Linked DNA regions of Homo sapiens: region 1 is linked to region 2. A link is a contact called in ENCODE Hi-C or POLR2A ChIA-PET data. All regions are on one chromosome and are shown on one strand. The core of a region is the stretch at or near the end of the contact, and the rest is flanking DNA. Distances in the headings are between cores, read along the strand shown.

Region 1 (2,922 bases), core at 79-2,578, 320 kb after region 2:
GGGAAACCTAGGAAAAAGCCACCCAGAAGATGACGCCCTCAGCTGAGGATGAGGCATTAGGACCCAGCACAGTGGCCGGCATGTGCAAGTGTGCAGGTGCTCAATGAGCTTTTCTTTTCGCTTTTTTTTTTTTTTTTTTTGAGACAGGGTCTCCCTGTCTTGCCCAGGCTGGAGTGCAATGGCGTGATCTTGGCTCACTGCAACCTCCATCTCCCAGGTTCAAGCAATTCTTGTGCCTCATACTCCCGAATAGCTGGGATTACAGGCACATGCCACCACACCCAGCCTTAAAAAACATTTGTGGGACAAATGACTGCCTTCTGCTGGTGCAACTGAGAAGCCCAGAACACAGACAGAGCCACAGAGGACAGGACTGGACCAAGGGTGCCCTTGGGCAGACAATAGGAAGGCAGGGGATGCAGCTGGAGCCGTGAGCACGAGGCCAGGCGTGGCCTAGACCCATTCTCCAGCTTCAGGAGCTCTGCCTGGGCACACGAGCCTGGGTACATGTCGGCCACCACGAACCCCGTCAGTCAAGGTGGCTGCACTTCGGTCAGAACGAGCATCTGGGTACCTGTTAGCCACCAGGAACGCCCCTCAGTTAAGACGGCTGCACTTCAGTCAGAACGGGCACCGCTTCTGCCAAGATGGCTGCCTCCAGTCAAGATGGCTGCCAAGTTGGCCCCATAGAACAGGGCCCACTGGGCAGTGAAAGCCCTGCTGCAACTGGCTTCAAAACAGAACAAACGAACTGTTAAATGGTGTCAAGACTGTAAATGGGAGGACTCAAAACCCAAGGCAGCCCAAATTCTCCAAAGAATAAGAGAAAACCAGTCAGCCCAGCCCTGTGCCTCTGAGAATGCTGGGTAATTTCATTTTCCTCTGTCTTTTTGTTTTCCTTCAGCAGAACCACCAAGAAGCAGCCACAAAAATCAGTTAAGACTTCCAGAGTGCTTCCTTCTCCAGAAATCTTTTATAAAAGGTGAAAGATTTACAAGACCTGAAGAGCAAACCAAGCAGGATAATTGTTTTTGGAATGACCCCAATATTTTCACCCCGGCGACCCCGGCTGGGCGTCTTGCCCCATATTTATGATTCCTGGTCCTCTGTGCGCCGCTGGGCGACCTTTCTGAGCCCCCTCTGCAAGCCCCCAGTCCCTTATCGGGCCTGTAACTCACCCTGACGTTATCTCTCGGGAGGGTTTTATGCACTTTAATTTAACTCCCTCATCATTATTTCCCGGACTTCAAGGTTTTCTCTTTGGAGCTGCCCTTCCTGGGACAAGCATAATCTGTTTGCCATCAGGCCCAATAAATATGTTTGTGCGGGAGATGGGAACCGTTTGGGGAGAGCAGCTCAGGCCTGGGAAGCAGCCTCAGGCTCTCACCCCCTTCTCGGCTTCCAGGCTGGTCTCTGTCCTTGAACCTCTGTCGGATGGGAGTCACAGCCTTAGATGCCAGGCCACGTGGCCAGATCTAGCAAATGCAAATCCAGGACGCCCAGTTAAATTTGAATTTCAGATAAACAATGGATTGTTTTAGTATAATAAGTATGTCCCATGCAGTGTATGCGAAAAAATTATTCATTGTTTATCTGAAATTCAAATTTAATTGGGTGTCTCGTATTTTCAGTGGTATCAGCTCCTAGGGGGCTGCTGCACTCACGACTCCAAATGCACGTTCATATATTGGGGGTGTATTTGTTCCCGAGGGCTGCTGTAACAAAGTTCTACAGATTTGGTGGGGGCGGGGGGGGGGCGGGTAAACAAAATAAACTGATGTTCTCACAATTCTGGAGGCTAGAAGTCCGAGGTGGAGGTGCCAGCAGGGGCGGCTTCTCCCGAGGCCTCTCTGCCTGGCATGCGGATGGCCGGCTTTTCCCTCTGTCCTCATGTCTCCCCTCTGGGTATCTGCGTCCTAATTTCTTCCTCCTATAAGGACACCAGTCAGATTGGATTAGGGCCCACCCTAATGATGTCACTTTCATTTAATTACCCCTTTAAAGGCCCTGTCTTTGCCGGGCATGGTGGCTCACCCCTGTAATCCCAGAAATTTGGGAGGTCAAGGTGGGAGGATCGCTTGAGCCCATGAGTTCAAGACCAGCCTGGGCAATATAGGGAGACCCCGTCTCTACGAAAAATTAAAAAAAAAAATTAGCTGGATGTAATGGCACATGCCTGTAGCCCCAGCCACCTGGGAGGCTGAGGTGGGAGGATCACCTGAGCCCAGGGAAGTTGAGGCTGCATGAGCCGTGATGGCGCCACTGCACTCCAGCCCAGGCGACAGAGCGAGATCCTGTCTCAAAAAATATAATTAAATAAATGAATAAGGGCCCAGTCTCTCATTACAGTCACATGCTAAGGCAGTGGGGGTTAGGACTTCAACAGATGAATTTGTGGGGGAGATAGAATCCCGCCCATCACAGGGGGTATGTAACCATCACCCACCAGAAGGGGTCTGGGCAACCTGTGAGGACAAGGGCTTTGCCTGTCTGGCCACCACTGGGTCACCAGTGCCGGCCCCAGGGCTTGGCTCAGAGCAGGCACACAATGAATCATCTGCAGTAGGGCCCCCTGTCAGATGCCACCCATGCTGTCCCCTGACCTTCCCACGGTGTGTAGCAATCCCGAGGGGGCCCTTGACCGCTCTGTGAGGCGGGTATGCGGAGGAGGAATGGAGCACAGAGAGGCACAGGAGCAACCCTGGGTCACACAGCAAATCAGGGCCGACCCTTACAAGCAGGTCTCAGGCTCCAGAACCAGGACGGATTCCCCTCTATCCACCCCTGCCAACCACCCCTAACCATTTGTTCCTTAACTCTCTTAGGGTCCCCATAAGCCCACGGCACTCATTCAGCCACAGTGGACGCCAGGCAGCATAGCAGGGGCCCAACTGCAGGTCAAGAGGGGACGATTTGGGGTCA
Region 2 (3,067 bases), core at 262-2,761:
CCGCCTGCAGCCAGGGGCGGCCGCCGAGGGACGGCGATCCAGCCCGGTCCGCACCTACACTTCATTTTACACCAGGAGCAGAACTGAGAAATTGACTCCAGATTTATTGCAGTTTTTTCTCAAGATCAGGACGTGGGAAGGAGAGAATGATCAAAGATGGCGGTGCCCAAAAGCAGCAGCTCTCAACTGGAGAGTCGAAGGAGTAGCTCCGACCCCCACCTCGGGGGTCTCCAGGCCCACTGCGGGGCGCAGCGTCTTACCTGTTTTCTCTTTGATCTCACACAGGACGCTGAAGAGCGCTGGTTTCATTCTGTGACAGTTCAGGGCATGTTTCCTAAAAAACAAATAACGAAACACAAAGGTATTAGCATCACCTATGGAATAATATGGCGCCTTCCTTTAAGTTAGACCCAAGATTTAATTCCAGCCCCCCATTCTGGAAGGCCCTTTTGAACCGTGGGAAGTCAACAAAAACTCCAGTTGACTAGTTCCCGACAGCCAGCAAGCCCCGGCGGCGAAAGCTGCAGCCGGAACAAGGCGGACCCATCTGCCCGGCAGGCAGCAGCCTCGGCCACTGCAGACGCGACGCGAACCCGCGCGGGGAGCCTCGCCCCGGGGGCAGGCGAAGGCGACCCGGGGGAGGGGACGGGTGCGGAGGGGCTCCCGCGTCCGCTCCTGTGCAGAGGAGGCCGGCCGACTGCGGCCAGCGGGAGGGTGACAGCTCGGCAAAGTTTGCAAGGCGGCCCTCCCTCTCCGAGAACTTGGCCGTCCGCACCCGGACCCGCCAGGGAACCGCCCATCGCCCCGCGCCGGGCCCGGGTGGCCGCCCGCATCGCGAGGTCGTCCCGCGGCCGCGGGAGCCGGCGCCGGGACTCCCCGCCGGAGGAGAAAGTTACACTTCCCGGCGGCGCGGCCCGCACGGGGTCGGGGCGGGAGGTTTAAATCCCTGGGAGGGGGCCGGGCTGCGAGGGGCAGGACGGGGGAAAGGACGCCACGGAATCCGCGCCGCACCGAGTCCGTCCCGAGCCCCCCAGAGCAACTTTGCCGACTCCCGCCCGCTTCGGGGGGCGCGGGCAAGTCCCCCCGAGGCCGGGGCGGGCGGCCGGCTTTCGGAGAAAGTTCCCCGCCGGGGGCTGCGGCCCTAGCCCCGGGCGCCACCCCGGGCCTCGACTCGGCCGCGGGCCCGGCTCCCGCACACACACAAAAGATGCTTAATGAGACGACACCAACTTTGCTTGCGCCTCGTCCAAGCTCTGGTCGGTGATGGTCATGATCTGGTGGAGGATGTCGCCGATGTCCTGCTTCCTGCCGTCGCCGTCCGCCCCTTCGTGGCCGTGCGGGGGAGGCGGCAGGGCCATGCCCCCCTGCACCGAGTGGCCAGCCAGGTTCACCCCGGCCAGAGTCTGCAGCATCCTGGATTGATCGTCCATCCCGCCGCGCGCGGGCGGGAGCGGGCGGCGGCTGAGGCGAAGGCTGAGGCGGCGGCGGCGGCGGCGGCGACGAGGGAGGAGAAGAAAGAGGGGGAGGGGGAGGGGGAGGCGGCCGCGCGCTCCCCGCCCGCGCGGGGAGGGGGCGGCCCGGCCGGCAGGGCCCGCGGCTGAGGCGATGAGGACGGGCGCCCGGCTCCGGCTTCCGCCGCCGCCGAGGCTGAGGAGAAGCGGCGGGCGGAAGCGCCGGGCTCCGCGGCGGTGGCGGAGGCGGAGGCGGCGGCGCCCGCTGCCCTCACGCGGCCGCCGCGCCGCCTCCTCGCCGCCGCGCGCCCCGCCGGGCGGCCCCGCGCAACTTGCTCCTCAGCGCCCGCCGAGTTGCCGGGACGCCCGCCGCCCCCCGCGCCAGCCTGCGCACTGCCCTCCTCGGCCGCCGCCGCCGCCTCGGCCAGGCGGGATCCGAGCCCCGGCGGCCCCGGGGGAGGCAGCGGCGGCGGCGGCGGGCGGCGGCGGAGGAGGAGGCCTGCGGGCGGGCCGCGGGGAGCGAGGGGGGGCGGAGGAGGAAAGTTTGGGAGCGGGCGGGCAGAGGCGGCGGGGGCGCTGAGCCCGGAGGAGGGCCCCGGCGGGCCGCGCGCCGGGCGGACAGCCGATGGATAGGGCGGGAGAAGTCGCCGCCGCCGCCGCCGGAGCCGCGCACCCAGCCAGCAGCCGCCGCGGACCGGGCTGGAAGGCCGCTGGGCCGAGGGATTGACAGGCTGCCAGTGCCACTCACTCACTGCGGCCCCGCGCCGGGGGGAGGGACGGGGGCTGGCAAGGGCGGGGGAGCGCTCCTCAGACCCCGCCCCCGGGGCGGTGCGCGCGCTCATTGGGCTCTGCGCCTCCCGCCGCCGCCGCCGGCACCGCCCCCGGGGCCCGGCCCGTTCCCTCTGGCCTCTGATACTCCGCGCTCCGGAGTGTGCCGCCGGATCCTCGCTCCAACCTCGTCGCGTCCTAGCCCCCCGGGATAGACCGGGCCGGCCCACAAACGGTGTGCCCGCACCCCGACTCCTGCTCCATGCTTTTGGCAGTCATGGGAGCGGGGGGTTGTGTATGGGACAGTGGGCAACTCGCTGCAAAGCCAACCGTGTGCTCCCCCGCCGCGCCCGTGAGCTTCACGCCTCGGACAGCTCCTGGTGCACTTTCCCGCTCTTCCTGTCAGGAGGTGGTGCCCTCTGGGTACCAGGCCGCTCGTCCCGGGCCAATCGCAAAGCGCTTAGAGCCGAATGGGGCGGGACAGAGGCAAGAAAGGGTCGTCCCAATTGGAGCGTTCGAAAGGTTCTGGGCAGAGGCGGGGAAGCGGCGAGTGGGGGCCTCGCCCCGCCTGCGGTCGCCATGGTAACCGAGAGGGCGCAGCTCAGCGTTGGCGCCAGCACCGGGGTCTTGTGCTGTCCCTCAATGGGTGACCAGTTAAGGTGGGAACCTGTGGTCTCACATACTTGAAGTCTGAGCTGAGTGGACCTGACTGCCATAGACTTTCCATTGAAAGGGGAAATGTGTCAGAGAGAAGCGAGTCTGGGAGGAGGGAAAGTGCCTTCAGTCCAGGACTAATTTCAAGGTTTACAACACTTTACACACTCTGCAACTCCTGATAATCCAGGGAC

Evidence for each region. Hi-C counts contacts between places; a loop is a spot of excess contacts on that map. ChIA-PET counts read pairs that join two places held with the same protein, here RNA polymerase II (POLR2A). Pooled maps may share reads with other maps.
Region 1: a loop to region 2 is called in a map of PC-9, with 2.7 times the contacts of the local background. The contact joins the enhancer-like site here to the promoter of PBX3 in region 2. A Hi-C loop is called at or near these places in 7 of 168 maps with a recorded cell type or tissue (IMR-90, PC-9, Right ventricle myocardium superior and 4 more), 1 of 37 single-sample maps with no recorded cell type and 9 of 50 pooled maps. POLR2A ChIA-PET finds 5 or more read pairs at or near these places in 2 of 52 experiments (GM12878 and WTC11).

The regions. Positions count from the first base shown.
Region 1 is chr9:125,423,882-125,426,803 of GRCh38, reverse strand. It overlaps LOC112268055 (a long non-coding RNA gene), which reads right to left. Exons shown (of 3, transcript XR_002956935.2): 2 at 575-1,930. It also overlaps the pseudogene RNU5B-5P. Among named protein-coding and RNA genes, the nearest start is that of GAPVD1, 160 kb to the right of the region's middle. RefSeq lists an enhancer at 2,465-2,922. Within about 2 kb of position 1,328, at least 3 of the 41 ENCODE cell types and tissues checked have a DNase peak (open chromatin) inside an H3K27ac peak, as active enhancers do; they include ovary, where a contact is called at or near this core.
Region 2 is chr9:125,745,817-125,748,883 of GRCh38, reverse strand. PBX3 (PBX homeobox 3) reads right to left here and starts at 1,511. Exons shown (of 9, transcript NM_006195.6): 1 at 1,231-1,511; 2 at 261-334. The coding sequence starts at 1,430. It overlaps PBX3-DT (PBX3 divergent transcript), which reads left to right and starts at 2,955. Exons shown (of 2, transcript NR_122032.1): 1 at 2,955-3,067. RefSeq lists silencers at 537-876, 1,147-1,676, 1,687-1,736, 1,987-2,416.